Linked DNA regions of Homo sapiens: region 2 is linked to region 1. A link is a loop called in an ENCODE intact Hi-C map of the cell type or tissue named here. Cell type or tissue: MCF 10A. All regions are shown on one strand. Links, peaks and the distances in the headings refer to the core of each region. The heading gives the core; the rest is flanking DNA.

The links. A loop is a pair of places that touch in the nucleus more often than their neighbours do. Peaks named below come from ENCODE experiments on the same cell type or tissue, not always from the same donor. Only the 100,000 strongest peaks of a DNase experiment are listed, where the experiment ranks them.
Region 2: a loop joins it to region 1, with 2.6 times the contacts of the local background. A loop is called at or near these places in 11 of 110 quality-filtered maps.

The regions. Positions count from the first base shown.
Region 1 is chr16:78,676,134-78,692,256 of GRCh38, forward strand. All of the region lies in intron 8 of WWOX (WW domain containing oxidoreductase), which reads left to right. Among named protein-coding and RNA genes, the nearest start is that of WWOX-AS2, 180 kb to the left of the region's middle. In MCF 10A, for the core only: no CTCF peak of the experiment used is centred there; DNase peaks (open chromatin) are centred at 8,048 and 8,338.
Region 2 is chr16:78,506,358-78,522,480 of GRCh38, forward strand. All of the region lies in intron 8 of WWOX (WW domain containing oxidoreductase), which reads left to right. Among named protein-coding and RNA genes, the nearest start is that of WWOX-AS2, 14 kb to the left of the region's middle. In MCF 10A, for the core only: no CTCF peak of the experiment used is centred there; a DNase peak (open chromatin) is centred at 7,654.

The DNA of each region.
Region 1 (16,123 bases), core at 4,760-12,759:
GAGCCCCCAAGGGTTCAAATTCCTGAGCGCCGTGTCTTCTCTATAGCTTGCTGTCTTGTTCTATTTGGATATAAAGCTACCATCAAGCAGAAGAAGCGGGATGCTCTCTACAGAGTCCGAAACAAAACACAGAAAATTAACCTGCTACCATCCTCTAAAGAAGCGAGGGTCTCAGACTTTGTCCCCTTTTGTTCCTGCATTGCCCTCCATTCAGATCTTGTCACTTAGGCCTTGGTAGCATGAGCTATTAACAGCCCTCCATATTTACTATTTTTTTTTTTTTTTTTAACTCTGGGAGTTCCTGTTGCAGAAATTGGATCACTTACCTAAAAAGCTCCCCACCCCCACCTTTGGTGACTGGTGGGTTTCATCACCAGGAAAGCACATTGTTCCAACTCAAAGTCTACAGTCTAAAATCATCATCATGTATTTTCATCAGGATGAAATATCGGGCACTCTGCTCAGTGCAAGGTTTTATTAATGATGTGCTGTCAGGGGCTGGATGTTCTGCATATTTGCATATTAAACAGCTGAGTGAAGAAACATTGCTTTTATTGCTGCAGGGAATAAATCAGTTTAAAGCAAGTTCTCATCATTTATACTCGTTTCAGCTAAGTCTTCTTTTATTGAAATAAATTGTTGAAGTGCTTTGCTCATTCTTTGAATACTGATGAACTTTACCTTGATAGGACCTCAGGAAAAATAATATTTTCTTAAAGGTGCAGTATTGTTCCATTTTTGAGTATTACTTTAATACATTATTGATAAGTTAATTTAGAAGTATCAAGTGAAAGGGGAAGAAAAACAGTTTTGAATAAAAACGGTGTTTCCTCTGGACTATTTTGCCAAATGCATTTTTATTGGTAGAACGTAAGCAAATTTAAAAAAGCAACAAAAGCAGTTTTTATGAATACCTAGCGTACTTTTTTTTTTTAATGAACCATGAGCTGTTTTTGCATTCAAATTCTCGTAGGCATTATATTGCATCTACACATAAGGACACAGTGTTTACAGACCCCAAAGCTTGCTGTCCCCTGGGCAGGTGCATGAGGGGGTCCCAGGCAATCAGGCTCTTCTCAAACCTGAATTATACCCGGCCTCAGGGTATAGGGGTCAGGCAGCTGTTTGACAGGATTCTTGCAAATGTTTTTGGTTTCTCTGTCTACTCATTACGTACACTCTGCCAGAGGTTGAAAACTCAATGTTGAGATTACATACATCCTGAAAACACTGTTTAAATAAAATTTTGGCCTGCATCCTGTTTTTGAAAACTTGCAATGGCTTGCCAACGTTTTCAAGTTGAGAAGTTTCACAAAAAAAATTCGGATTTCCAGCTTCTTTCAAAAACACAGGTCAAACATCCTGAGCCTGTTCTGTGGTCAGTTACTCATTAGCAGCCTCTGCTCTAGGAGGAATAGTTATGGGTCCTTTCAGACATGCAACCCCCAAAACTCCATGTTGTTTACAGTGTGGGACACCTGACTTTCACCTTTTATGATACCTGCCTGGGGCATGCATGTGGTGACTTTTTCCATCTCTGGTCTCTATCTTATCTCTTGTGATGAACTCAGGTCTATAAAGCATTTGGGCACTGCCTGGCACATAGGATATGTCCAGAAAACACTAGCTGGTATTAAAACAGAGGAAACATGGGAACTGAGGGTGGTCAGTGACATCACATTGTATTTCCTTTATGGTGTCCTTCTGAGTACAGAACCAAACATTTCTTAGGCGTACAATTTCCTGCCTCCAAATTAATGTTATTTCTAAAAAGTAGCCCGTTCCACTCCTACAAATCTTTGCCCAAATATGTCCTTTTCAGGGATGACATCCTTAGCCACTGTTTAAAATAGCAAATTTCTTTCCAAACTCTGCCGTCCCTGAATCTCTACCCTGCTTTATTTTTCTCCTTAGCAGACATCATTTCTCTGTTTAATCTGTCTACTTGCTAATTGTCTCACTGCCCTCCCCCTCCCCACTGGAGAGTGAATGAAGGCTTAAGGTTTTGTCTGCCTTGGTCTCTCCTGGGTCCTGAGTACCAGTGGCCTTACGTGGCATTTGGTAGATTACATGCTTAATGAAAAGTGAGTGAATGGGCTGGGTGTGGTGGGTCACACCTGTAATCCTGGCTACTCAGGAGGCTGAGACAGGAGGATCGCTTGAGCCCAGGAGGTCAAGGCTGCAGTAGGGTATGAGCGGGCCACTGCACTTCAGCCTGGGCAACAGAGCGAGACCTTCTGTCTAAAAATATTTATCTATATTGAGTGAATAAATGAATGAATGGATTATTTTAGTTTGGCCTCAATCTTTATAGAAACTCAATTCAACAAACATTTGAGCACCTGTTTGTTCAGGGCCACGTGCTGGTTGCAACCTGGAAGGAAAAGCTGGGCAAGGCGGAGATCCAGTGCTCAGGAAGCTGAGTCCATGCCAAGATGTGATAATTGTATAAAGAACTACAATAGGCATAGGTACAGATCTGTAAAATATGAAAACAGGAAAACACATGGAGTCTTGGAGGGTAGGGAAGTCTTGATGAGTAAGATTGGGTCTGAGATAAACCTAAAAGAGGGTCAAGATTTTGACGGAGGGCTGGAAGGGAGGAACGATAGGAAACTGACCTTTTTTCAGATCTCTTCTTGTGCGTGGCCTGGGGTTAAGTGCTTTACATGCATCCCCTCATTGACTTCTCAGAGCAGCTCCATAAAGAGTCCCTGTGCTTCCCAGTTTACTCTGGAGACGACTGAGGCTCACAGAGGTTAAGCCACCTACCCAGGCTGGCACCGCACACTTTGTTCAGAGTGGGCCTGGCATACGGCATCAGTTCAGCCTGGCCCTAGACCCTTTTCCTCCCACAACCATATTGCCCCCAGTGGAGAGACAGGAAAGCAGGGAAGGGGGCAATTGCCAAGCCTGTTTCTAGAATCTCAAGGATGCCATTTGGTGAAGCTGAGGCTGGTGCAGTTACTCTGTGGAGACACCAGCGTCTTGGACCTAGGGATGGATTCAGGGAGGATTGTGTCCCCCAGTGACCTGCTTTGTGAAAGGTAGAGAATAGATTACAGGTGCCCGAGATCCTAGAACCCGTTTCTTACCATGATGGCGTTGAGGTAGAGGTAGAAAGATGGGTGAGGTGGCTGGGTGCAGTGGGTTGCGCCTGTAATCCCAGCACTTTGGGAGGCCAAGGCGGGTGGATCACCTGAGGTCAGGAGTTCGAGACCAGCTTGGCCATCACAGTAAAACCCTGTCTCTGCTAAAAATACAAAAATTAGCCAGGCATGGTGGTGTGGGCCTGTAATCCCAGCTACTTGTGAGGCTGAGGCAGGAGAGTCACTTGATCCCGGGGGGCAGAGGTTGCAGTGAGCCAAAATTGCACCACTGCACTCCAGCCTGGGTGACAGAGTGAGACTCCATCTCAAAACATAAGTAAATAAATAAAAAATAAATATAATACAGACACAGGCTTTTCTCCCCACCTCTTTTAATTCTTGAAAGGAACAGTAACAAGCTCCTATTCCTGTTTCCTTGCCAGGAGAAGTATTGTTTTCATATAAATCATTTGTGACAGAAGCTCCTTATTTTTAAGTGGAAAATGCACATTTAATAACATGAGAATAATGTCCAAACATCTTCTCATTGATGGCTGCCAAGAGAACAGCAGCACTCTTGCTGCCTGCAGAAAGAGACACTCAGAGTCAACTGTTTTAGGGGCCATGCTGTCATTGCTGCCGCATTTGCTTAGGTGGGCTCTGAGCAGCAGCTTCCCAGACACTCCGTAACCAATGGCAGCTGAGTGCTTTTGTGCCTTGCAAATCCTCTAGTCAGAGCAGACCTGGCTTAGGACCCCAGCCCTACCACTAACTGACTCCATGCGCTCCTATCGGTTCTTTATTTTACCTCTGCAAGCCTCAGTTTTCTCATCTGTAAAGTAGGGATAACATTAGCTTCAGCCCTCACAGGCTTAGAGTGAAGTTTAAATAAGAAAAGGTATCTAGGCTGGGCGTGGCGGCTCACGCCTGTAATCCCAGCACTGAGGGAGGCTGAGGCTGGTGGATAGCTTGAGCCCAGGAGTTCGAGACCAGCCTGAGCAGCATAACGAGACCCGTCTCTGCAGAAAATACAAAAATTAGCCAGGTGTGGTGGCATGCATCTGCAGTCCTGGCTACTCAGAAGGCTGAGGTGGGAGGATTGCGTGAGCCCAGGAGTTCAAGACCAGCCTGAACGACGTAAAAAGACCTATCTCTACAAAAATTAGCTGGGCATGGTGTCACGTGCCTGTAGTCCTAGCTACTCGGGAGGCTGAGGTGGGAGGATCGCTTGAGCCCCGGGAGGTAGAGGCATGATCATGCCACTTCACTGCGGCCTGAGCTACAGGGACTCTGTCTCAAAGGAAAGAAAACAAACAAACAAAAAGCCATGTAGAGCTGGGCTATCCAATACTTGAAGGTAGCCAGTGGACACGTGGGGCCATTTCAAGCTAAATTAAATTTTAAATAAAATTAAAGATTCAATCTCTCACTCACACATTACAAGTGCTAAACATCCGGACACATCTAGTGGCTCCCACTGTGGGTAGCACATACAGAAAGAACGTTTCCGTGACAGTAGAGTGTCCCATTGCACAGTTTGGGTATGGAGCACTTAGCCCAGTGTTGGGCACAGTACCTGCTGTGATGGTTAAAGCTTAGTTTTATTGGCCAGGCATGGTGGCTCATGCCTGTAATCCTAGCACTTTGGGAGGATGAAGTGGGAGGAAAGTTTGAGCCTAGGAGTTTGAGACCAGCCTGGGTAACATAGTGAGACCCTCTGTCTACAAAAAACTAAAAAAATTTAGGCCATACTTAGTGGCTCACGCCTGTAATCCCAGCACTTTGGGAGGCCGAGGTGGGCGCATTGCCTGAGGTCGAGAGTTCGAGACCACCCTGGCTAACATGGTGAAACCCCATCTGTAATAAAAATGCAAAAGATAGTTGAGCGTGGTGGCGCATGCCTGTAGTCCCAGCTACTTTGGAGGCTGAGGCAGGAGAATCACTTGAACCCGAGAGGCGGAGATTGCATTGAGCCGAGATCATGCCACAGCCTGGGCAACAGAGCAAGACTGTCTCATAAATAAATAAATAAATAAGCTGGACGTGGTGGCATGTGCCTATGGTCCCAGCTACTTGGGAGGCTGAGGTGGGAGGATGGCTTGAGCCCAGAGGTAGAGGCTGCAGTGAGCTATGATCTTGCCACTATACATCAGTCTGGGTGACAGAGCGAGACTCTGTCTCAAAAAACCAAAACAAAGGTCAATTTTTTTTCCACATTCATCTATAAAACAATAAAGGAAACATCCTAGACACTTGAATCAGAGCCCTTTTAATTATGACTTCAAAAAACAGGGCTCGTGCCACCCAAGATTTCCTCCATATACAAAAAAAAAAAAAGGAAAAAGGGAAGAAGCAAAGGGGCAATACAGGGCTCTGCCCATTAGAATCTCTAGGGACAGACCGAGGTTTGAGAGTTCCTGCTCCTGATCTCAGGGGAATCCTGAATTACAGGTGTTAACCTGATTATCCCCAGCCCAGCTCTTCGTTAATTACCTGAAGTGAATGGGACAGTTTCCAATACTCAGCACAAAGGCGTGCGCAGTGACTCTGTGGCGTACTATCTATTTGGCCTTGGAAAGTTACTCTCTAAGTCAGGGCTTCTTTTCTTCAACTTTGGTGTGAGACTCCGCTGGAGAGCTGGTTAGAAAAACACAAGTCTCGGGCCCCACCCCGCAGAGCCCCTCATTCTCTAGTTCTGGGTTGGGGCCCAGGAGTCTGCTTTTCTAGCAAGCGCCCAGATGTCACTGATGCTTACAGCTCTCAGACCACAGTTGGAGCAGTGATTTTTAAAAGTCTTTTCATTTGTAAAGAGTTGTTCTCCATGCTCCAAATGACTGTGACGACTGAGAAAATGCATGTATGTAAAGTCTGCAGCTGGTGACATTGTAGACACTCAGCAAATGGCCTTTGGTGTTACTGTTATTTTATTTTTACTAATTATTTTTTACACCTACAAATCAGGATCTGCTACAATCGCTTGATATTTGAAAATTGGGCCTAACCCACTATGCCACTCTTCTGTCATGAAATAACAATCTTCTATTTAAACTAGTAAACTTAATAGTTTAAAATACTTGGTAGTTTAATAGTTTAAGTAGAGCCACTGAAAGATGGCTCACACCTTTCAGCTCAGTTTTTTTGTACCAGTGAGGATGAATGTTTCTGCATGTGGGTAGTTGGCACCAGTCTTCAATGAATTATTTTTCCTTTAGCCGGGTCTGGTGGTGGCGTGTACCTGTAATCCCAGCTACACAGAAGGCTGAGGCAGGAGGATACCACGAGCCCAGGAGTTGGAGGCTGCAACGACTTACGATCATGCCATGGCACTCCAGCCTGGGTGATAGAGCGAGACCCTGTCTCTGAAGATACAAGAAGGCCACATGTGGTGGTTCACCCCTGTAATCCCAGCAGTCTGTGAGACTGAGGCAGAAGGATTGCTTGAGAAGTTTGAGATTGGCCTGGGAAATATAGCAAGATCCCAACCCTATTAAAAAATTAAAAATGAAAATAAAATTTTAAAGAAAGGTATTTCTCCCCTTCACGGTAATTTGGAGCCAGTACTTCTTGCACCATTCATTTGTCCACAGCATGGGACAAAGGATAATGCCTTAATGCCTGCTGCAAATAGAACAGTGGTGCTTAGCAGCTTTAGATAATGCATTGTAGGTGTTTTGCAAAAACATACTTTCGTGACTAAACATCATAAGCTCCAAGTGAGTGATTTCCCCGCGTAAATGAATGATTCTGTGAGGATAACACTTCTAAGATGTGAGATTTCAATAAATGAATCTGTAGGCTGCTGTGATGGATACCTTTGGTGGGGTAGGAAGGATCGTCATTTAGAACCTGGGTTCTGACTCCAGATGACTTGTTTTGTTCTATCCCAGAAATATTCCTAAAATCGATTTCCAGTTTCCAAAAGAGCAGGTAAGGAAAACACTGAGTGTTACTTGGTCTTTAAAATTTTTTTTAAATTCATTTTTATTTTTAAAAAATAGAGACAAGGAGGTGGGCGCGGTGGCTCACACTTGTAATCTTAGCACTTTGGGAGGCTGAGGTGGGTGGATTGCCTGAGCTCAGGAGGGCGGGTGGATTGCCTGAGCTCAGGAGTTGGAGACCAGCCTGGGCAACAAGGCGAAACCCCATCTCTACTAAAAACATTAAAAAAAAATTTAGGCGTGGTGGTGTGTGCCTGTAATCCCAGCTACTCTGGAGGCTGAGGCACTAGTATCACTTGAACCGGGGAGGTGGAGGTTGCAGTGAGCCGAGGTTGTGCCACTGCACTCCAGCCTGGCTGACAGAGGGAGACTCTATCTCAAAAAAAAATAATAAAAATAATAAAAAAAAAATTACATGAAAAATAGAGACAAAGTCTCGCTTTGTTGCCTAGGCTGGTCTTGAACTCCTGGGTTCACGTGATCCTCCTGCCTCGGCTTCCCAAAGTGCTGGGATTACAGGCACGAGCTGCCACGCCTCACCTCTTGTTTTCAATACCATTGATAAGTTGTGGTCTTCAGGGACTTGTGGGCATTTTCAAGTTAAATATCCAACAGTCGTGATTTAGGGCATGAAGAGCTCACTCATCAAGATGTATGTAATTCAGATTTTCTGAGTGTTTAATTCGGCGTCTTTGGTCACAAGGAACAGAGTTTTACTTGTGCCACCTCTTCTAAGAAAAAGGTTTACTGTAAGAGATAATGTTGGCAAGCTGAGGAAAGGAGGCAGTTTTGGGTAACTGTCTCTTGCGATCCCCTCCTGCACAACTGTGGCGTTCTCTTTTTCTGACTAGCTGATTCTGCTGCTGCTGGATTTATTCATTCTTCTCCCTCACAGTTTTGGCTCGCACATGCTTCCTTTTTAGCTCATGGCCGTGCAGTTCAACTCAACCTCATGGCATCTTTTTATCAGCTGTCCCTGCTGCAACAGGCTTAGAGTTGGTTTCCCAATTCCCTAGCGCAGAAATCCACTGGCATGAGTCATCTTTCCCATTGGTAGATTGCAGAGCAAACTTCTGGACAGATTTGCCCTTGGCTCATGTATGATTGGACCTGCGGTCTGTCCAGGTGTACTCAGAGTGGGGAAGGGGAGCGGTGGCAGGTAATACAAAACCCACCTAAGTAGAAGGACCTATGAACCATGAGGGTTTTCCTTAGCAGGGAGTGCCAGTGGGTAGGGATGACTGGTTTTGCAGTTTAGGGCCAAGTGAGTTGGAATGACAGCTGTGGCGTGTTGAGTCAGATCAAGTCCAGAATTCCTCTCCACCCCACCCATTTGCAGTTCCCTCAGATTTATTACGGGACCTGGATGTGATGCAAGCATGCCCGCTGGCTCAGGCTGTGCCTCACAGCTGCAACATCCCTGGGGTGGAGAAGCCATGTGGGACCTCACAGAACACTCCACCGTCCCTGCTAATGGCTGAGAAAGGACTCTGCCCTCATGGATGGGGTTGGGGGACCTGTTATCTTCTTCCAGGTTAATCTTGGTTTCAGCTGCTTTAAACTCTACTTTTTAGTGGGACGCATCATACTGAACTATGGAAGCACCATAGTTGTCACCTAGTTGAGCTTCTCTTTGTTCCCATATGTTTCAGTGAAGCAGTTATAGCTTCAGAAAAGAGGGAGCCAGGAAATACACTTGTAATTCATCACTCCTTTTATAGTCAGAGCATAGGAACACTCATAGTATGTATCAGAAACTAGTGAACACATGTTGTTTTACAGCTCTGTCTGCAAAATTGCATCGTGGGCCTCTTTGGGGAGTGTTCTCAATGTGATTTTTATTCTGGGGTGTCCTTTGGCCACAATCCTCAGGATTATTTTTTCTCTGTGCTGTTCACTGTAACATCGTCCACCCTCTGAGATCTTGCTTTTCAGTCTACTGGTATCTCCACTTCTCTCTGCAGCGTGATGTCTAGTCAGAGTTTCCATTCTGTTTTTATGACCCTGGGAGGACTGGGAGAGATCTGTGAGGTCATCTTGTCCACCCTCAGCCAGGGCAGGAGTATTCCCTAATGGTAGAGTCAAGTGTTTGGTTTGGTCTTGTTTCTAATGACTCAAGTGATGAGGCCTGGGGACGTCCCTTGGGAAGCTATTCTGCAGCCTAATAACTTTCATTCTGTGATTTTTTTTTGTATGTGTCTAATATTCAGAGTCTGACACAATAAGGCCATAAAGAGCTAAGTCTGTCTATGGTAGATCTTCACCTGGGAATGTTCTCCTAATAGTCACTTTTGTTATAAATCTTCACCTAGCATGGGAGTTAAGTGCATTTTAAAACTAGACCTGGGGACTATGTATCCTAAAATGCAAAAATAGCCCCCAAAATGAAAATTAATGTTGAGAATCTAGTCAATCTGCCAGCAGTACGTACATAACTGTTCTGTGTATATTTCACATGGCCATATATGTTTTGCTTGTGTGGTGCTAAATGCAAAGGCAGAGAAGCTTCTGCTATTGAATGCTTAGCACAGAACTCCTGTCCTCCCTCTTTGAAATTATTCCGACAGTTGCCCCTCATTTGGCTTGCCAAGGAGTAAGATCTTGGCTTGTGTGTTTCTCCCATGTGTGGTGTATCTGTAATCTCGGTCACTGTTGAGAGCCTGGTGGGAGGCTGATTATTGTTGAGGGAAAGATCTGAGAGCAGGGCCAAGAAAGGGAAAGAGAGAGAGAGGAAAAAAAACAAAAAAGAAAAAGAAAAAAGAGAGGTGGGTAGGGAGGGAGGAGAGACATGGACCCACGGGGAATGGGAAGAGAAATAGAAATAGGGAATTTGAAATGGAAATAAAACAAAAGGGCAGGAAAGGAAGAAATAAAGAGAATGAGATAAAAGGAAAAGAAAGTGCAAGTAGATTTGGGATCTATAGATTGGGGAAAGACATTCATACAGTCAGGACCAGATGTTCACTGGAAGTTTTTTCCTTCTGGATCCTTCTTTGGCTATAGGAATCTGGTTCTCAAAGTGTGGCTCCCAGGCCAGCAACACCAGCATCACTCAGAAATCTGTTAGAAGGCCAGGCGCGGTGGCTCAGGCCTGTAATCCCAGGACTTTGGGAGGCCGAGGCGGGCGGATCACGAGGTCAGGAGATCCAGACCATCCTGGCTAAGTCGGTGAAACCCCGCCTCTACTAAAAATACAAAAAATTAGCCAGGCGTGGTGGCGGGCGCCTGTAGTCCCAGCTAGTCGGGAGGCCGAGGCAGGAGAATGGTGTCAACCCGGGAGGTGGAGTTTGCAGTTAGCAGAGATGGTGCCACTGTACTCCAGCCTGGGGGACAGAGCGAGACTCCCTGTCAAAAAAAAAAAAGAAATCTGTTAGAAATGCATATTTTCTGTTTTCACCCCAGAAATCCTGAATAAGAAACACTAAAGGGGAGTGGGCCCAGCTATTTGTGTTTTTGGAGGAACTCCTGTTTTAATTTGTTTTTTCGGAAGTCCTCCAGTTTGAGAACCAATGATAAGGACATTTTTCCGGGAATCCAGTTGTTTTAGGAAAGGCCCAGTAGGCATTTATGTTTATAAGCAACTCCACCCTGCACTCCATATGCCTTCTGTAGCTATCTAACAGAGACAGAGTTGACTTGCAGAAACTGTTTTCTCTGGCCAGGAGACAGGCTTCGTTTTCGAAACTCACCCAGGAAGGCAGTGTTCTTCTTTTCAAAAGGCATTTTTCTGTTGACTGTGCATGAAGCCACATAGTAATAAACAGTTTCCATATCCAAGCAGCTAAGGCTTGTGCCTTGCAAGTTAAGTGGAACATCACGATCTATATCTCAGTTTTCCTTATGTTTCCCCAGTTGGCACATCATGGCCAACAAGAGAGTAGGGATCATTAAGGAGTTTATTTTCATCTTTATTTTATCATTTAAAACACATTTTTTTTTCCAATGAGAGTACTGATGACATAAAAGGTTATACATTGAATAACCACCCAAATTAGCAGTGTTTCATATTTACACTGTTCAACACAGTTCTCTTGTCTCTGTTCATGATATAACAGTAAATCCAAGTTGCTTTAAGTAGATATTGGAAATATGAACCCAATATGTTCTTAACATCTCCATGTCGTAATTCTAATTTAAAATCAAAATCTCATCAAATTACATTTTAGATTAAAGCATTGTACCTATCGAAAGAAGAGAATCGAAAATGCGAAAGTCCTTCATTTTCAGTGTGGCCTGAGATTGTTGAAGGATTTGTTCTATTGCATGCTGATAAATATTTATCACGGTTAAGTGAACAATCATTTGGAGACAGACACCATTTTATGATGCAGCTTCTCAGGGCGTCCTAATTGTGACTCTGCCTTGCCATTCTATGTTTTATCGGAATACGCAGACATATACTTTATGAGGTTGGGTAATGAAGAGAGAGAGACCCCAATAAACATATTTTCTAAGAGTAATGGTTATCTATAGCTCAGGAACCCTTGGTTAGCACAGCCTCTATTACACAGTACTAGGCAAGCAGTTCATAGCTCAATTAGATCTAACTTGCTTCATTTTTAGGCATTATGTTATTCTAAATTAACACTGTATTTCATATTCTCCAGGTCTGACTATTAACCAGATTTTGGAACCTTTAGGGCTTATTATTTAGTAATCCCTGAAGCTCTCAAGTAGGCGTTTTTAAATTCATGCATTAGAACAGATTAAAAATTAGCTAGAAACGCATGTTAAATGGCCCACTCCCTTTCTTTTGCTAATTGTGCTAGAAATGAAAAAGAAAATGCAAGTGAGGTCAGATCTAGTGTGGTACAAATGAACTTGCTACTTGGTTTGCTGCCAATTGCTGCCGAAACAGGAGTTATTTAAATTAGTAAATAATTTTTGAAATCTTCTTAGAATGTCACAGGCCACAATTCAAATTCACAGACCAGGAATGGTTATTATTTCTATATATCTTAAAGTTTTCTGCAATAGAAATGCATTTCAAATATAAGCTAGAAAAAAAAAATGTGAGGCCTTATTGTGTAGATAAAAGTGACAAGATGTCCAAATGTTTTGAAACGCAGTGATTTATTTAAGTTGTAGAAAGCTTGGTTTTATTTCTTGTTGCATCGTCTTTATCCTTAGATCTTAATCAGAAATAGGAAAATTTTCTGAGAGAAAATTCACGAGATCATTCATGATGAGTCACTATATCAGTTACTTTAAAAAAAAAAAAAAAGATCCTGACAAATCCTACTTTTTCAGGTCCTGATGCACTAAGTCTCATTCACTTCTTTCTATTTTTCCTCTCTCTATTGCATATTAACCCACCATATTGAGAGAATAGAAACTTTTGCCTTCATTATATCACCTTTACACCCCAGGACAGGTGCCCTCCTCAGCGGAGACAACTGTCCCCCTCCATCCTGCAGGAGTTTTGCAGCCATCCTTCCAGCCACTGCTTCTCTACCGGGGCAAATTTTCCCCCAAGGGATAATTGATAATGTCTGAGGCATTTTTAATTGTCACAACTTGGGGAAGGGGCAAGGGATTGAGGGAGAGTGCTCCTGGCATCTGGTGGGTAGGGGTTAGTGATAGGGTTCGGCTGTGTCCCCACCCAAATCTCATCTTGAGTTGTAGTTCTCATAATCCCCACGTGTCATGGGAGGGACCCAGTGGGAGGTGATTGAATCATGTGTGCAGTTACCCCCATGATGTTTTCATGGTAGGGAGTGAGTTCTCACAAGATTTGATGGTTTTATACGATGCTTTTCCTCCTTTGCTTGGCACCTCTCCTTCCTGCTGCCGTTTGAAGAAAGACATGTTTGCTTTCCCTTCCACCATGATTGTAAGTTTCCTGAGACCTCCACAGCCATGCCAAATTGTGAGTCAGTTAAATCTCTTTGCTGTATAAATTACCCAGGCTTGCATATGTCTTTATTAGTGGCATGAGAACAGACTAATACAGTCAGGGATGCTGCAGAACATCTCCAAACACACAGGACTCCCACCCTCTACTTCCACCCCACCAACAAAGAATGATTCAGCCCAAAATGGCAGTAGTGACCTTGTTGAGAAATGCTGTTCAAGCCATACGTCACCATTGGAAGGTTGCCAAACTGTGCTTTGCACACACATGCTGTCTGCACGCCTTGTATTTTTCTCTTTGCTTAGTCCTGCTCATGCTCTCTAAACACCCCAGACATCATATCTCTTTAAGAAACTCTGGCTGAGTCCCATAATGTTCTGGGGCAACTTCTGTCTTCCCTTTTCCCTCTGGCAAAGAATCCTTGACCAAACTTTAGCTCAGCTCCTCAGAGCCCACTTCTCAACTAGACCTTGACCTTGCTCCTCTCTCCTTGCTGGATCTTCATAGTCCAGTCTTTGTAAGAGTCATTCTAAGTCAGTCTAGAGAGAATCCCTTCACCCTTCATGTCTGATCACCCTTGCCTGCCTTCAGCAAAAATCCTGCTAACTTGGTTAAGTTGGAATACTCCTACCCTTGTGGTTCCTTGTAGTAATTTGCATCCACTGACCCTCCCACTCCCCTGCTACTCTGTTCCTTGACTATAAATCTCCAGCTGTCTTTATTATATTTGGAGTTGAGCCCTATCTCTCTCCCCTATTGCAACAGCCTTGACCCCTGTTGAAATAATCCTGCATAAAGTCTTCCTTACCATTTTAACAAATGTCAAGGTAACTTTGTTTTTTGTTTTTTTTGTGTGTTTTTTTGGAGACAGGGTCTCACTCTGTTGCCCAGGCTGCAGTGCAGTGATGCAATCTTGGCTCACTGCAACCTCTGCCTCGCAGGCTCAAATGATTCTCCTACCTCAGCCTCCTGAGTAGCTGGGATTACAGGTGCCCGCCCCCATGCCCAGCCAATTTTTGTATTTTTAGTAGAGATGCGGTTTCACCATGTTGACCAGGCTGGTCTCGATCTCCTGACCTCAGGTGATCCATCCATTTTGGGCTCCCAAAGTGCTGGGATTACAGGTGTGAGCCACCGAGCCCGGCCAGGATAACTTTTTAACAACCCCCCCTCCACACTGCCAACTTTTTGAGGACCATGTGTTGTGTAGGGCCGGATATAGTGCACATGGTGAACACATAAATAATGTTTGTTGGCCAGGCGTGGTGGCTCATGCCTGTAACCCCAGCACTCTGGAAGGCTGAGTCAGAACGATTGCTTGAGCTGAATTGTTCAAGACTGCCCTGGGCAGCACAGTGAGACCCCGTATCTACAAAAAATAAACAAACTTAGCCAGGTGCGGAGGCATTCACCTGTATTCCTAGCTACTCAGGAAGCTGAGATGGGAGGATTGCTTGGGCCCTGGACGTCAAGGCTGCAGTGGGCCATGATCGTGACACTGTACTGCAGCCTGGGCGACAGAATGAGACCCTGTCTGAAAATTAAAAAAAGAAGAAGAAATGTTTATTGAATGAAGACATGAAAGCATTTGGTGGAAATAGGGCACACACATGAATATATTCACAGTTGCAAACTCAGAAGGATACTCCCAACCTGGTTCTTTGTCTTGTCCCTCCATCTGGGTGCTTTCCAGTCACAGCCTGGATGCATGTATGAATAAACTTCTACCATTAAGTCCCTGAATTATTTAAGCACTGCCAGTGATTCTATATAAACCGTTCAGTAAAATGAATGGCATATGCGTATGTTTCAAGAGCTCCAGCAGCCTACCCAGGATGGCTTGATGTTGTCTCTTAGCACCGTATCAATACCTGGGGGTTTTCAAATATTGCAGGTGGCCGAAGCCTTTGTGTTGAGGTTTCTGTAGTGTTTATCCATTTGTGAAACCAGGCCTCAATCTATATGTCCAACGCCATTCGTAGACCCCCTTTGATAATCTCCACTAAGCAGACATACTCGATACATCTTCACTAATGAGTTCTGACTTCATAAAATGTATTAATGACTTCTTTTTGAAAGTAAGAGTGCTTTGAATACCAGTCGTTATTGCTTTAGAAGTTCATAAAAGCAAAAGCACAGTATTTCCCCCAGTGTTTGTGCGATAAGAGAATAGATGTAGGTCCAGCGCCTAGAATTTTAGCTATGCTTCTCTTGTTTGTGATTCCAGGTTTCAGACTGCCTGGTAGAAGGAGGTCACTTCTGATTGTCAGTGACTTTGGTGAGTTCTTACCTTGTAAAAGATTTACAATTATTTCATTTTCAACATAGCTTTATCTTATGACAAAGGTGACAGAAAGGAAATCTCCTAAGTTGGCCTACAGGGTGCTTTAGAAAACATCTGGCTGGGCATGGTGGTTCACACCTGTAATCTCCACACTTTGGGAGGCTGAAGTAGGCTGAAGTGGGAGGATGGTTAGAGCCTAGGAGTTCGAGACCAGTCTGGGCAACAACGTGAGATCCTGTCTCTACAAAAAATAAAAAAAATTATCTGGGTATAGTGGTGTGCACCTGAAGTCCCAGCTAACTGGGAGTCTGAGGCAAGGAAATTGTTTGAGCCTAGGAGGTTGAGAGTGCAGTGAGCCGTGTTGCTGCCACTGTACTCCAGCCTGGGCAACAGGACAAGACCGTGTCTCCAAAAGGAAAAAAATAATAAAGCACTGTCTCTCTCTACCCTTGCAGTATCCCTGTAGGAGAGAGTTACTATTAGCTCCCAGTTTATAGGTGAGTGATATGGTTTGGATGTGTCCCCACCCAAATCTCAACTTGAATTGTATCTGCCAGAATTCCCACATGTTGTGGGAGGGACCCAGGGGGAGGTAATTGAATCATGGGGCCCAGCCTTTCCCATGCTATTCTCATAATAGTGAATAAGTCTCATGAGATCTGATGGGTGTATCAGGAGTTTCCGCTTTTGCTTCTTCCTCATTTTCTCTTGCCACTGCCATGTAAGAAGTGCCTTTTGCCTACCACCATGTTTCTGAGGCCTCCCCAGCCATGTGGAACTGTAAGTCCAGTTAAACCTCTTTTTCTTCCCAGTCTCAGGTATGTCTTTATCAGCAGCGTGAAAACGGACTAATACAGTGAGGAAATCCATGTGTTAGGAAGGGAGTGTGGTTGTACTTCAACCTGGAACTGTCTAACTCCTAAGGTTTTATTAATATCTAGTCCATTTCTCTCAATCT
Region 2 (16,123 bases), core at 3,338-11,337, 170 kb before region 1:
GCTCGAGTGCTTATAACACGTCATTTTTACCCAAGACAGAGAAGAAAAACGAAAGAGAGCCTGAGCATTCCTTTGACTCCCTCCACCCCCGGAAGGTATATTCAGAGTCTCCAAGACTGCCTCCGCCCACTCACATGTTTATGGCCCGGTGAGACCGCATCCTCCCTTTCTATATCTGTCCCTTTTCTGGATGCAGGGACACAGAATCCCCTAAGTGGGAAGAGCTTTGGAGTGGAGGCTGTTCAAAGTTCTGTGGTGATTAATTATTACCTACCCAAGGTCTGGTCATTGCTATACTTGAGTTCTTTTCAGGCTCAAGATCTCTACCTTTTTGTGTGTTTTTTTTTTTTTTTTTTTTTTTTTTTTTTTTTGTACAGAGTCTTGCTCTGTTGTCCAGGCTGTAGTGCAGTGGAACAATCTCTGTATGCTCCCTGCAACCTCTGGCTCCAGGTTTAAGTGATTCTCCTGCCTCAGCCTCCCAAGTAGCTGGAACTACAGGCACCTACCACCACGCCTGGCTAATTTTTTGTATTTTTAGTAGAGACGGGATTTCACCATGTTGGCCATATTGGTCTTGAACTCCTGACCTCAAGTGATCCTCCCACCTCAGCTGCCCAGGGTGCTGGGATCACAGGCGTGAGCCACCGTGCACGACCTCAGGGTCCCTTCTAACCTGTGCTGTTGTCATAAACCCTGGAGGAGAAGCAAGATCTTTCTAGCAGGAGCAACATCATCCCAAATAAAGTGATAGACTTTGATAGTGTTCTTCTATTCATTCAACCAACAGAGAACAAATGAAAAGAATCAGGAGTCTATTGAGGAGACAGAACATGAGTGATTTCTGTGTGCTGACTATATTTAAAGACAAGATTAGCAGTAATATATAAACGTAAATAAGAATTTTTTTCCCCAGCCAAGAACCATAGATTGGACTTCACATTCAAAATGTAAATTGTGCCTAGGAAACATCAATGCTTATTTTAAGCAACTGACCCTTGGGATAAAAATAAAAAGTCAAAAGGAAACAAACAATGTTGCTGAGAAGTGATAGAATATTCTAGTTTATATCTCAGTCATTTTACAGCTCTGGCATTTCTGGGTAACACTTTAGAATACTTCCACTCCGGTTGGTCCATAAAAAGCTGCCTGTGTTTTTATGTTTTGAAAATACACGCAGAGAGACCCACTGCATGTCCTATTAGGCATCTTATCCTTGAGTAAGCAGGCATGCAACATCAGTGTCACACACATATCACCCCCATACTCGACATTCTTTGAGAAATGCCTTGGTCCCGTCTCCAGCCAGATCAGCATTGCACCTCTTGGCATGCGTTCTTACCTGTTGAGGATTTGCTTGAATTATAATATGGTAGAGGAGGAAACACAGTCTTACTGTGCCGTGTGCTGAGCGCAGAGCCATTCTCAGCATCCTGCCTTGATTAATAAGGCGTGAAAGATCCTCCGAATTCGCACCTGTTCAGACAAGCTTGTCCAACCCATGGCCCCCGGGTCGCATGTGGCCCAGGACAGCTTTGAATGTGGCCCCATACGTATTTGTAAACTTTCTTAGAACATCAGGATTTTTATGCACGGACCTTTTATGCATGGACTGTGGTGTTTTTTGATTTTTGGTTGCGTGCGTGTGTGTGTGTGTGTGTGTGTGTGTGTGTGACGGAGTCTTGCTCTGTCACTCAGGCTGGAGTGTAGTGGCATGATCTTAGCTCACTGCATCCTCTGCCTCCCAGGTTCAAGCAATTCTCCGTGTCTCAATCTCCCTAGTAGTTGAGATTACAGGTGCCCACCACCAAGCTTTGCTAATTTTTGTATTTTTTTAGTAGAGACAGGGTTTCGCCATGTTGGCCGGGCTGGTCTTGAACTCCTGATCTCAGGTGATCCTCCTGCCTCAGCCACCCAAAGTGCTGGGATTATAGGCGTGAGCCACTGCGCCCGGCCTTTTTTTTTTTTTTTTTTTTTTTTTTTTTTAACGCTCATCAGCTATTGTTAGTGTTAGTGTAGTTTATGCGTGGCCGAAGACAATTCTTCCTCCACTGTGGCCCAGGGAAGCTAAAAGATTGGACACCTGTAAACAAAAACAACACAGCCATCTAGCTGCAAGACGTAGCTAATTGCTCTGCAGAACAGGGTTGGCCAGCCTGGCCTTGATGTCGGAGTGTTCTCTAGACCTCACACCCAGTCCCTATTCTTAGGTTTTATTTCTCAAACCAGGTTTTGCCTGAGAAATTACAGCAAATGATTCAGAGCACAATGATGTTGCTCATTTTTGATAAGTAGTTGAAAGCTGATGGTGCCCTCCATTTCAAAGCAACAGAAGAAACGCTGGTGGTCATGGAGAAAGAGTTGGGAAGCAGAGCGTGAATGCCGGGATCTGCAGATCTGAGCACTATGCCTGCAGCCGATGTCTCTCCACAGGGCTGATCTGGTGGCTGGGGTGCCCCTGGTCAGAAGGGGTGATTACTGTTTCCTCTCTCTCCTTGGTCTCTGTCAAACCTACCAACTCTTTTCAGGAATGCAGATATTTAATTATCTTCTGCTGTTACATCTGCATCATGTATTGGCTGGCTGTTCAAAAGTATCCTCTCTAGGCAAATAACGAGATTTCGCCAGCAGGATCTCCCGTTAAAGGCGTGCATGTGTGGCTTTGTAGACACGTATGTGTGTGTGCGTGCACACCTGCCTGCCCTTGCACAGTGGGCACTGTTTCCAGTGTGCAGTGAGGCCCTCCCTTCGTGTAGAACAGGACAGGACAATGACAAAGTTATTCAATTAATAATTGAAGCTTGCCGGGCATGGTGGTTCACGCCTGTAATCCCAGCCCTTTGGGAGGCCAAGGCAGGCAGATCACCTGAGGTCAGAAATTCAAGACCAGCCTGGCCAACATGGCAAAACCCTGTCTCTACTAAAAAATACAAAAGTTAGCCGAGCGTGATGGCCAGCACCTGTAGTCCTAGCTACTTAGGTAGCTGAGGCAGGAACTCGCTTGAACCCGGGAGGCGGAGGCTGCAGTGAGCTGAGTTTGCACCACTGCATTCCAGCATTGGTGACAGAGCGAGACTCAGTCTCAAAAAAAAAAAAATAATATAATAATAATAATAATCGCACCTCAATACTCCGTAGCCATTTTACCGCATGTGACTATTAGCTGTGCTTTTGCGGTTATCTACGTCTGTTGTGTCTATACGGTGGAGTATTTGCAGACGCTCTGCCAGTGTGCAATGCTTCCCAGCCCTGCATTCAGGGATACCAACTTGGGTGCTGAAAAGCAGCGATGGCAGGACTATTTACACCACGGAAACAGGCAAAAACTACTGATCAAGCCTTCACTGTTTTGTTTATATTGTCTTGACTTAGAAAGTGATTGCAATGTTAATAATGCAGATTAAATTGAAGCGTACAGTGCCTATAAACCATTACATTATGAATAGTATAAAAAATTGAGGAAGCCGTGTGGCTCACAAATTCAGCACTTTGGGAGGCCGAGGCAGGAGGATCACTTGAGCCTGGGAGTTGGAAACCAGCCCAGGCAACATAGTGAGACCTCATCTCTTTAAAAAAAAAAAAAAAAAGAAAGAAAAATTAGCTGGCATGGTGGCACATGCCTGTAGTCCCAGCTTCTGGGGATGCTGCAGCGAGCCATGATTGTGCCACTGCTCTCTGGCCTGGGCAACAAAGAGAGATCCTGTCTCCAAGTCTGTCTGTCTGTCTGTCTGTCTGTCTGTCTGTCTCTCTCGGAAATATTCCTTCAGTGTATTAGTAAAGAAGTTACTTAGGAGTCACTTATGCCCTTGAAGAGTGAGTGATGTATCAAAATATGTCTGTCTTTATTGTTTCACTTTCATCCTTCTTTTTTTGGAGATGGAGTCTTGCTCTGTTGACCATGCTAGAGGTGGCGCGATCTCCACTCACCGCAAGCTCCGCCTCCTGAGTTCAACTGATTCTCCTGCCTCCGCTTCCCAAGTACCTGGGATTATAGACACCCACCACCATGCACAGCTAATTTTTGTATTTTTAGTAGAGATGGAGTTTCACCCTTTTGATTGGTTGGCCAGTATGGTCTCAAACTCCTGACCTCAAGTGATCCACCTGCCTCACCTCCCAAAGTGCTGGGATTACAGTCGTGAGCCACCGTGCCGGCCACTTTCATCTTTCTGATTAACTGAAAAGTATCAAGCAATACTTACATGTAACTGCACTTTCTCATCAACTGCAACCATAATTTAGCTATGGATACAAGAGTTGGGCACAAATCCATGAAAGCATTGAGTGAGAATCAATTGGCTCTGTGGGATTTACAATAAAGAATGTTGTTTATTTTTATTTGTAAATTGTGTGCTACAGATCCTTCGTATCAGTAAAATGTATGATAAACATATGTGTGTATATTCACACACACCCTTTCATTTTGGCAGGAGTGTTTGTTAAACATTTACCACAGCAGTGGATTCACTTCCATCAGCTGCTAACTTTCAAGGATGTTTGAGGATGCATGACCTGTGCAATGCACCTGCTTCGGTGCCTGGCACAGAGTCGCAAAGCCACAAAGATGGTGCTTGTTGGTTGTATGTGTTGTTTCCATCTGATATCACCATTGAGGGGAGCAAGATGACATGTGCCTACCCCACGTGTCCAGCAGCAAAGCCACCTGGCATAGTGGGCTGCTCAGCGTGCCTGGTTCATACTGCGTGTTTATAGTCCCAGGGTGTTTTCAGAGAGCAAAAGTCCTTTATGATTAGCAAATTGCAGGTCCTCCCCTTTCTGATATTTACAGCCCTTGCAACCGCCTGTACAAAAATCGGGAAAAGGCAGAAGACGGCTGTCATTAATGTAAAAGCAGCTGGTTACCTCCCCCTCCCCAGCGCACACATCACCTCCTAGTACAATTAGTCACCATGTCTTTTCCCTTCCGTCAAGCCTTTTAGCGGAGTTCACAGGGATGCCTTCGGTCCAGACACTATGACCGTTGACGAAGGATTTGAAATATTTTGAGAACTCTGAAATAATGCACACCAGAAACGTCCAGCTGAAAACAAAAAGGGAACAAGATGACATTTTGCAATCCCATGCACGTTGCAGGCACGTTGAATGTGAAGGTCAGTAGTACTTCAGAGGGCAGGCCTGTTGCCCCCAAGCCTGTTGCCTAAGAAATGCCCAGGCCCTTTGAACAAAATGGATTCGAGTGATTACAGCACGTCCTCACTTACATCTCCCAATATATTTCTTGTTATTCTCGTTGAGTACTGCATTCAGACAGAGGTTGCCAATAAAGTTTATTGTAGGAGCTAAGTGTCAATATCTGTAGTACCCCCCGCCTAGGGTGCTGCTAATAAAATGCCACAGATAGTCTGGGAGAGGCATGAAAATTTGATGGCAAATTGATTTCAGGTTCATCTTGAAATTTGTCCTCAGCTGGACTCGATACTTCTGGCAGACATGGGATGGCTTTTGTCAGAAGGGTCTGCTGGAATGAGACAGAGATGTCTTGATCTGAATATTAAATACAACATGCTGTTTATGACATTATCCGTTTACTGCTAAAATACCCAGCTACTTCTGTTTACACATTCTTCTGCGTTGAATGGGTAAGATAGCATCTCATAGATCCACTTTACATATGAAAAGAAGTTGTATCAAACTTGCTGGGCATCAGAAATAAAGGGTTTTAGAGACACTGGCTTCAAACACAAGTTATTCCATCCAAGATTCTAAACTTAGCAATGCAACTTGCACTTAATTTTAAAACGCTGGAAAAATAATGATAAAGATTGTGTGATCAAGTATAGCAGCCCTGTGGTGTTTCCTCAGAATGGTGTATTACAGAAAAGGAAAAAGCCATATACATGGAGAAGAAACTCCCGATATTTAATATTATCAATTGCTGGTTCCTGTAAATTTGCATTTATGGATCACATTATAAAAGCAATTACTCTTATGGATTGTTCATGCAGAAATGCACTATGATGATAATATACTTTTAAAAGTATATTTATTTCCAGAATTCAATTTGTAAGAGGTTTGAGGGAAAAATAATACTGAGTTTTGAGTGTTTCTGATTTTAAAAATGTGTTGAGTAGAATTAAACGTGTTCACCAAAACCCATTTTATCACTTTAAATTATTGGGCAATTAATTGTATTTACTTAGCATTGAATGCATGATTAGAAATGGAATTTTTAAAAAAGCAATACTCAAGTGGAGTGAGTTCATTTGTTCATTCAGCAAATAGGACTTGAGTCCCCTACTATGTGCGGAGCCTTAAAGGATGAGAAAGATTTCTGGGTGGGACTTCAATGAGACTCATTTCGCAGGTTTTCATGTTATTATGTATATGTGGTAAATAATTAATTTTTTCACAAGTACTTGCACTAGTGATGCTAAAATAAGCTTGACTGGCTTGTAAATCAATGAAGGTTACTGTTGCATTGCTTTGAAATTGAATTTAAAAACAGAAACAGAGCAGTCCCTTTGCTTCCGAATGCAGCCCTCCCATTGGAATCACTTTGGAAGAATCTGGATCTGCGTGTTACCCAGTCTTACTTTTCAGGCAGTCCCAGGCAGGAAGGCCCATTAGTGAAAAGAGCCCTGCATATGCTGTGGGTCATCACAGCTGCTGCTTTGCACATTTAGGAGATATTTGTGGACCTTTCATTAGGACAATTTTTATGGCCCGAGATTAAAAGTTAAAGTTAAGTAGTAAACGTAATGAACATGTGCCTTTGGAGATTCCAACTGGTTTGTATTTTCATTCTCTCCGTTGGTCATGGCCCATTGAATTTTGATGATAGCATTAAAACAAATGCCTCAAATCATTTTTGGAAGGAGACAGGATATGAATTGACAAATTAATAAAATAAATTATACTTCAAAGATGCTAAATTATCTCTTCTATGTAAGTAGGAGGCTCTCTTTTCAGATGTGGAATTTGTAGGAGCTTGAATATTCTCAAGAGAGGGTATGGGCAACATTTGATAAAAGATGTAATTATTGGGTCGTAGGAAATAATGATTGAGATAGGGTATCCACTGCCCTGGTGGGGGAATCAGTGAGGCTAGGAATCACTGGAAAATGACATTCCTTGAGACTCCTTCAATGGGTAGAGTTTGCTTTAGCTTTTCATGTATCTTACTGTATGATGGTTGCTTTTGGGTTGAATTCCACCTTGGGTTCAATTCAACATGAAAGTTAACCTTTTGGTGAAGGAATGATCCAGGGGAAATAGTAAAATATTAGCCTGTCCTCCAATACAAATTGCCTGTGAGTCCCACTGATACTTACAAATATACAGAGGTGGTGTAAAAGGATTCTGTGTCAAAACTATTAATATTTGAGAAATACAATACTTATCAGAGCCTTTGTATGTAAATGTCTCATATACCCCTCTAAGAAGGGGAGCGAATAGTATTTTCCAAACTTACGTCACCACTTACCATCCACCTGCATACTTTACACGTCTTGGAATCAACCTTACAGGGAACACTTGGTCGAAAAACAGTGTTTTCTAAATTTATATTACAGTTCCCACTCCCCCCCCCCCCACTTGTATCACTTTGTATGACAGTCTTCTTGGGAACATCCATTGGGAAACTCTTCCCTTGCAGGTGTCTGTTACAAGTCCTGGTTCACACAGTGTTGCGAAAGAATAGTTGTATGTCACAATTTTCTTTATATAGTATTTATTGAGAAACCTATTCTGTTAATAGAATGACTCAAAATCAGCCAACCCCATAAATACTGCTCAAGCATTTAGAAAGACTTTCTCTATAGAGGCTTCAGACGTCAGAAAAAAACTTAGAGAGTGACTTTCAGATACAGCAACCTAGTCTATGTTATAGAACATTCTAAAAAGAGCAGATTTTAATATCTTTCCTCCCACACTTGCTTTGACTCCCTCCTTTAGTAATTAGATAATTATGTATAATAAGCACATTAATTATGTGCAACAGCTGCCATTGAGTGTGTGCATGTACAACTGCTTGAAAACAGCTTGTGAGTTCACTATTAGGTCCATGAAATTTTTCTCCTTGGCAGGTTTTCACTATTAGTTTGCTTGACAAAGGATAGATACATTTTCCATGTGTGGAGGTAAAAGCAGTGCAGTGAGCTAAAAAGTTAGCAAAGGTGAAGTGGTCCTAATCTGCGGCCCTGGTACACTTAGATAGGCATCATTGCCTTTCCTCTGAGCTCTTGGTGCTGATAACAGCTTCCTTGACCGATAAGTGTACCAGATTTCCTTACCTGTCCCAGGGCAAGATAGCAAGAGTTTCTTGATGCATTTAAAAAATGCATTTAGTGTTGGCAAAAGGCTGGCAATTTATTATTAAGTGGAATAAGCAGTTTAAAAACAGTATGTACAGGGTGGTTTTCTGGCTATATAAACACACAGGCATTGAAAATAGATATACATAAATAATGTTACTATAATTTGTCTGCCTCCCTTCTCTCAGAAAAGACCAATGAATTATCTATTATGTGCCACTCACTATTTGAGTGCTGGGAATACAGCCCCATAAAGTGAAGTTTCATATATCAGGTAGCAAGATGGCCATGGTCTGTGTTTTGAGAATCACAGGCGTTTTTGAGGCTCATGGCTATAATCCCAGCACTTGGGGAGGCCGAGGCAGGTGGATCACCTGAAGTCAGGACATCAAGACCAGTCTGGCCAGTGTGGCAAAACCCCACCTCTACTAAAAATACAAAAAAAAATTAGCTGAACCTGGTGGTTCACGCCTGTAATTGCAGCTACTCAGGAGGCTGAGGCAGGAGAATCACTTGAACCCGGGAGGCGGAGGTTACAGTGAACCGAGATCGTGTCACTGCACTCCAGCCTAGGCGACAGAGCGAGACCCTGTCTCAGAAACAGAAAATAAAACAAACAAAAAAATACTATTCCATAGCTGACTATTTTCTGAAATGATTTTGTTACTTTTCTAATGAGAAAAAAATAGATCTCGTGTGTGGAGGGAATTGAAGATGTAATTTCAGACTCTGCGTACAGCTAAGCTCATCGTAGTTACTTAACTAACACTTAAGGAATTAAATGGCATATCTGTGTTTGAGAGGCACACTGAGATGAGACACCAGCTCTTTTTATTTATTTCTAATGGTTTGCTTGGTGTACTGGTCATTTCCCCGGAAGTGTGCAAGAAGAGGTAGGTGACTTGCATGTTGTCTATGAACGTTTTTAGAAACGTCTGGTGGAACCATCCGGGCATCACATAGCTATCTCTGTGCAGAGCCAGGCCGGATGCCTAGGTGAGATGGAAAGCTTCCGTCAGCTTTCTTGCCGGCCTCTCCTCGCAGCCGCTCCCTTCCACACCTGCCTTTTCACCTGCCAGACTGCGCGTTGCCCGTTGCCCTAGGTCTGCGTGTTCAGCACTTCTGCAACAGTTTCTTCTGCAAAGGTAACTTAGCGGAGGGTACAGGGTCTTCTTCCAATAAGTCAGCACCTTCAGTTAAAAAAAGCAATAACATTCTCCAATCTTGGCAGTCTGGCAAGGTAGAAAGACACCTGAAGGTGAACATCTTTGGCCCATGTGAAATTTTGTTACGTGTTGTTAGGTTTCATTTGTCTCTCAGTCAATCAGTCAATCAATCAGTCTCTCTCCTTCCATCCCCCCTTGTCCCCCTTTTCTCTTCTCTCCCCTTCCCTGCTCCCTCTCTTTAAGGTTTTCTCACAGATTAAGAGAGTAGCATGTGCTCATCCCAATTATTGAAACCGTGCAAATGAATAGCAAGAAAAATAGTTCTTGGCGTGCCCCTTTCTTTCCGCAGTGCCCAGGCCAGAAGTACCTGCTGCCCAAGACCACAGCTGACAGCGCCCCGGGAGTCCTTCACACTCTTCTCTGAGCTCTTCCATCCTTAAACAGACATCTATGCCAAATGCAGGGAGGGTTTGCTGTTGGCTTTTACAAGAACACTGTCCTGTTATGCCTGCTGCTCTTTGCTTGGTTTTCCCTGGACGGTCACAAACATACCTCCAGGTCAACAGTTAAAGAGAGAACCCACTTCTTCTAATAGTTGTGTAATATTCCATACTACAGATATTCTGTTATTTATGGTAGCTAGATTTCTATTCATTTTTAATTCCCATGCTCAGAGCTTTCCAGACATTTGGAAACATTTTAGAAAATTGACATCATCTCTTCAAATATCTGAACTCAGATTTCCTCTGTGATGTTGGAATCTTTAAAATATCATGCATACTTGGCCTGTTTCTACAATTTTGTTCCCCAGCCATCGTTCTCCATTTTGCACGTGTATTGTCTCCTCCTATTCCTCTGTACCCTTCACACGTGCCTGCAGGGTATATACTTTTGCACAGGCAAAAGTCCAGCTGAAATGATCCTTACTTAGCATAATTTAAACGCGAGGGTTTCCTAATGCTCCTTCCATTTAAATAATTCAAAAATCCGTGGCAAGGTACCTGAAAACTACTAAGAGAAGAGAGGTGTTAATGGACACATCATTGAGGCTGAAGCCAAACTGTGTGATTCTGTCTGCAGTTGAGAACTGTAAGAAAAAGATCAAGATTAACATTATTATTATTGGTGTTACCTCATGTCTGTACCTTTTTGGAGACTTGGGTCTGTTTCCCGAGAAATCATTTTTCCTCCTCCTTGAAAATAGTGAATTTCAAGTGGTTTTAATTTTAACTGCATTATTTGTTTGCTTTATATAGTTTTTAAAGTTTTATGAAAAAGTCTTCCATGTGTTTTTTATTTATGAAATCGGGGCAGCCATCCTTCAAATATGAAGCAGGTATCTGAGAATACTAAAATCTTACAGTGCATTTTATAGGAGTGTGAATGATTTTTCTGCAATTGACATATCAAGGAGCTTATCATCTATTATTAAGTTACCTTTTCCTGAAACAAAATATTTGTCAGATGTAACTTGGTACCCAAATGCCTTTTCTTGCTAAACTAGGAACTGTCACACACACCCACCCACCCACCCCTTTATTCTTGGTTCTCTCCTATATTTTGACATTTGAAGCATCCACAGAAAAGTAATAGAATGAGCAATTGAAAATCACCAGAACTGAAATTATTTCCAGCTATGTTTAAATATGAATGTCTTGTTCGACGCTTCGCATATGTATTTATGGCTGTGTGATATCATTATGGCATCCTAATGAATGTCTACTGAATTATGTGGGATTCAACAGGGGATACAAATGGATTTGAATTCTGTAACTGTCATATTGTGGTCCGGAGAGGGTGGAAACTGAAGTATCCCTCTGCGTCGCCACATCTGTCAAAAGTCCTCAGCGCTCCCCGCAATCCATGTCTGGTGGAAGCGCGAGGTGGTGAGGATGGAAAGGGCATGCGTTGACTTCATGTTGGGACGGGTCTTAAACTAAACACATGTCACGTTATGGAGCTGTTTACCTTGGCTTTGAGGTTTATTTCCTTCTGGATTAAGAGTGATGTCGTTTTATATAACAAGAAGTGAAAAAAAAAAAGAATGATGTTACACAACCTATTTTTTTTTTTTTTTTTTTTTTTTACTCTGAATGTGTAACTTTAAATGAAGAACCAGGACACCTCATCCTTTAGTCTTTTCTTTACTAGTGAGTGGCAGATATGTGTGGACCACAGAGATGGACTGAAAAGAGAAGTAACAGTCCTTGGTTTGTATTCCAGCCCCCACCTTCCTATGTCTTTGAGCTTGGTAATTAGATGCTTGGAGCTTCAGTTTCCCCATCTGTTGGATCAGAACGGCAGTATGTGCTCTCCAGTATTTTCATAAGAGTCACATGAAATATGTACCTACAGAGTCTATCACTGTGCTTTTTAAGTTGGGGCTTAATATGTGGTAGTTGTTGCTGTTTTTGTTATTATTATTATTAATGTTATTTTTTGTTTGTTTGTTTTTTGAGATGGAGTCTTGCTCTGTCACCCAGGCTGAAGTGCAGTGGCGTGATCTCAACTCACCGCAGCCTCCGCCTCCTGGGATCAAGTGATTCTCCTGCCTCAGCCTCCCGAGTAGCTGGGACTATAGGCACCTGGCTAATTTTTGTATTTTATATTAGAGATGGGATTTCACCATGTTGGCCAGGTTGGTCGTGAACTCCTGACCTCAAGTGATCTGTCCGCCTCGGCCTCCCAAATTGCTGGGATTACAGACGTGAGTGACCACGCCTGGCCCATAAATGTTATCTTTATATAACATACTCACAGCTCCCTTAGGAGTACTTTTGTCCATTTCTACACAATGGAAACTTATAATTTTAGCCTTAGCAACATGTATTTACTGGGCATCTAGATTTCATTTATTTAAGAACTTTTTATTGAATGCCGATTGTTCAGCAGCCACCATGCAAGGTCCTGGGGAACCAGTGGGCAGCCACACAGAGAAGGTCCCAATGGCACCAGAACAAGGCCAGCTTCCTAGGAGGTGTCTGGCTTCAAGACAGGGATTTCCTTTAGCTGGGTGGTAGAGAAATGGATTGCCTGTGATTTCACTGTGCATAAAATGACCTTTCAGCCCTTAACCTGCGACATCCACATGTGTTCTTTGGTACTCACGGGTGTTATGGTTCATAGCTGTGGTCTTCTGAAGTATAGGAAAAGGCAGCTTACAGAAAAAAACTTGCTTGTTTACTGTCTTCTGAGCTGATTTCTCACCTACTGGCAAGTGGATAGGTCTAGTTTTTGTTTAGCTGTTTTTCTAATTTAATCTTATACATGAGACAGCTATAGATGGATGTATAGTCTTTGAAGTGGGGCCAGTTGGCTCCGTCTATTAGCTGTGTGGCTTTTGTGCAGGTGACTTGTGGCCCCCGGCCTCAGGGATCTCATCTCTAAAACGAGGCTCTTGATGTTACCTGCCTTACCCAGCTGTGAAGATTAAAAGGGTTTTGTGTGTTAAAGGACTTGCGGAGTGCCTAGAACCCAATGAGGGCCACAGAGCTTGCTCCGATTGCTTTCCTGAAGGCAGTAAGCATGTTGCTCTGGTAATAGTCATCTTCACGGCCATCATTTTGATCACATTTTGGCTTAGTTTCTTCCTCTACCCTCTTCCCACGTCAGACCTTTCCATGGAAGGTAAAACATGTTAACAGTCTAATGTGTTTCCTTCTAATTTTTTTCTTCATTTATATTATACATCTATGAAATATATATATATATATTACATATGGATATATAGACATACACAGATGCATATTTAGGGTGTGCTATGGTTAGAAAGTTTGCATCCCCCCAAAATTCACAGGTTAAAATCCTAATCCTCAAGGTCGTGACGGTACTACAAAGCAGGACCTTTAGGACATGATAAGGTCCTGGGGGCGGAGGGTACTAATCCCCATGAATGGGTTTAGTGCCTTTATAAAACAGACCCAAGAGAGACCGTTATCCATTTTACCATGTGAGGAGCCCACAAGCAGGTGCCATCTATGAGCCAGAGTGGACCCTTACCCAACACCACATCTACTGGCCCCTTTATCTTGAACTTCCAGCCCCCAGAACTGTGAGAAATAAATTTGTTACTCATAAGCCACCTAAGTTATACTATTTTGGGATCGCAGCGTGAATGGACTAAAGGTTTTTGAGATTCTTTTTTCAGTAGTTTCACCTAATAAAACATGGAATCATTCTACGCATGCTGTTCTGTATTGTAGTATGGTTTTCCACACTGAGAACATACTGTGACCATGCAGTCATTTCCCAGATGGAACTTATTGAGGGACATTCACTTAGTTTCGAAAGGTTTCTCCCTCCACTCCCATCCCGGCCACAGATAGTGATGCAATAACATCCTTGTTCGCATGTCCAGTCTGAAGCTTTTATTCCTATGGGATGAGTTCCCAGGCATAGGATTGCCAGGCTGGACTCTAAATTTTGAAAATGGATTTTTATCATTCTGATGGATTACGGTGAAGAGAGCCAAAGTCTTGATAGAAACACTCAACGCAGTGAATTTTTTAGATGTAAAAGTGGATGGTACTTAAGGATACGCACATTAGAAGGAGTAATTTGACCAGCCCATCACAGTATTAATTGATTTTCATGTCTCGAAGACTTCTGATTTCGTTTTCGAGGCTGGAAAGGCAGGTGGAAAGCCCATCAGTTTTACACACATATTTTGCAGACAAGTATTAGAAAGTAACTAGCCTGCTTTTACTAATGGTTCTGTGGAAGAAACACAGCTTGAATAAATGTCGTCTTGGATGCTCAGCACAGATTGGCAGTGGATGTCAGGATTGTCTGGTGGGAAGGCTGCTGGGACTCACTCTAGACTGGGAGTGGGGTGGGGTGGGGCAGGGCAGGACGGCCCTGGCTGATTAATAATGTTTGTTATGAAGTCTAGGGTACGTGGGGAGAGCTTCATGAATCCCTGCATTGGCCACCCCTGTACCACGGCCAATGATTCACCCTCCCTAAATCCCAGGGCCAGATATTAGAACATCTGTGATGAGGACTGATTTTCTGTTCGTGGCCTCTGGAAGTCCAGTTTTTCTGAGCTCAGGGGAGCCTTGGTTGTATCTTATAGGCAAGAGACGAATTTACATTTTGCCATGGTGTTAACAAGCAAAAGAAGACAAAAGAGCTCAAAATAGACAGTGGCGTGCTGGGGTCAGGGGTGCTGGTCACCAGGGCGAGCAGTTATGGGTGAAGGGCTGAATTTGCAGGGTCAAGGAGATTGCCTCCAGGCCCCTTCTGGAAACACACTCCCTGAGCCTTGTAGAATTGAGTTGATTCTGTTTAACTGCCCAGTGAAGAAATGACTTCCTTGCTTTAAAACATTTGACAGCTGTCTTATATAACTTAATTCTTCATTCCAGTGGCTTTTGGAGCAGCCTCAAAAGTCATTTTATCTTCTTGGCTCTTTGATATTATTTGTAGTAATTTATTTAAAGTAATTAGAGACGGGATCTTGCTGTGTTGCCCAGGCTGGTCTCTAACTCCTGGCCTCAAGTGATCCTCCCACCTCAGCCTCCCAAAGTGCTGGAAATAAGGTATGAGCCACCAAGCCTAGCCTTGATATTATTTTTTAATGGGGGTGTGTGGGTGGGTGGTGATGGGGATATTCCAGCAGAATATCAGAAACAGAGATGAGGAAGGCAGAGAGAGCTCAAAGACAAGGCTCAAGTTCATATTCCAACGCCAGTACCTGCCACCTGTGTGAAGCTGGGCTAATTATGTGTTTAGGTTTCCTCCTTCGTTAAATAGAGTTCTACTTATATTACAGGGTTGTCATGCAAGTTGATGAATTAAATACGCTAATATATATAAATTCTGAGTAAGTATTAACCAAAGAAATGGAACATCAATATTGGTTCCCAGTCTAGTTCACAGGTGTTATCAAGATGGTTACCTTTCTAAGTGTCTTTTTATTTCACTAGTTCCAAAAGAGTATCTCTCAAAATATTAGGTAGTATTTAGTCAACACTTTAACACATAACTTGTTTTTTTTTTTGGCATAAGAAGCCCATGTGAAAACACAGTTGACCCTAAGCCTATGAAAAATGACTTGTGTGTGGGACTGGGGTGGCTCATAGGAGAAGGAGGATATTCGTCTGGATTTTTACTGGTATGTATATATTTTTGGGTACTGGAGATGGGGACAGTGAGTATTTGAAGCTCACAGCAGGCCCATTTTGCAAGTTTTCAGGAAACTGAAATTCAGAGAGATTAAGTATTTTGCCATGAATCACTTTGTAGTAAGTGGGAGAGCTGTTGCAAACCCACGTCTGTCTACATCCACAGCCTGTGCTCTTTTCATATACAAGGGAATATGGAGGAGAAGGGAAGTGATGGAAGGCTTTAAAAAAAAAAAAAAAAAACTTCAGAAGCTGATTTGAGATTTATTCATCTTTGGTGTACTTTCTTTACTAAGGCAGGTTGTAGACTCATGAAACCTAGAAGGAGTTGAAAAATAAGGGTTAGGATTAAAAAAAAAAACTAGTGAAATCAAGACACCATTTTGCTTAATTGAAGGCTTGCGGAACATTAAAGCACAACAAAAACCTAATTCTTTGAGTGTTTCTGAGGCCAAGCCTTTTCCCACAAGGCACTGTGTACACGGTTCTGGAAGCTCTCCTCTGTTTGCACAGTAGTCACTCATCCTGCTCTCGGGCTCTGCCTGCAGTCTCTTCCTCTGTC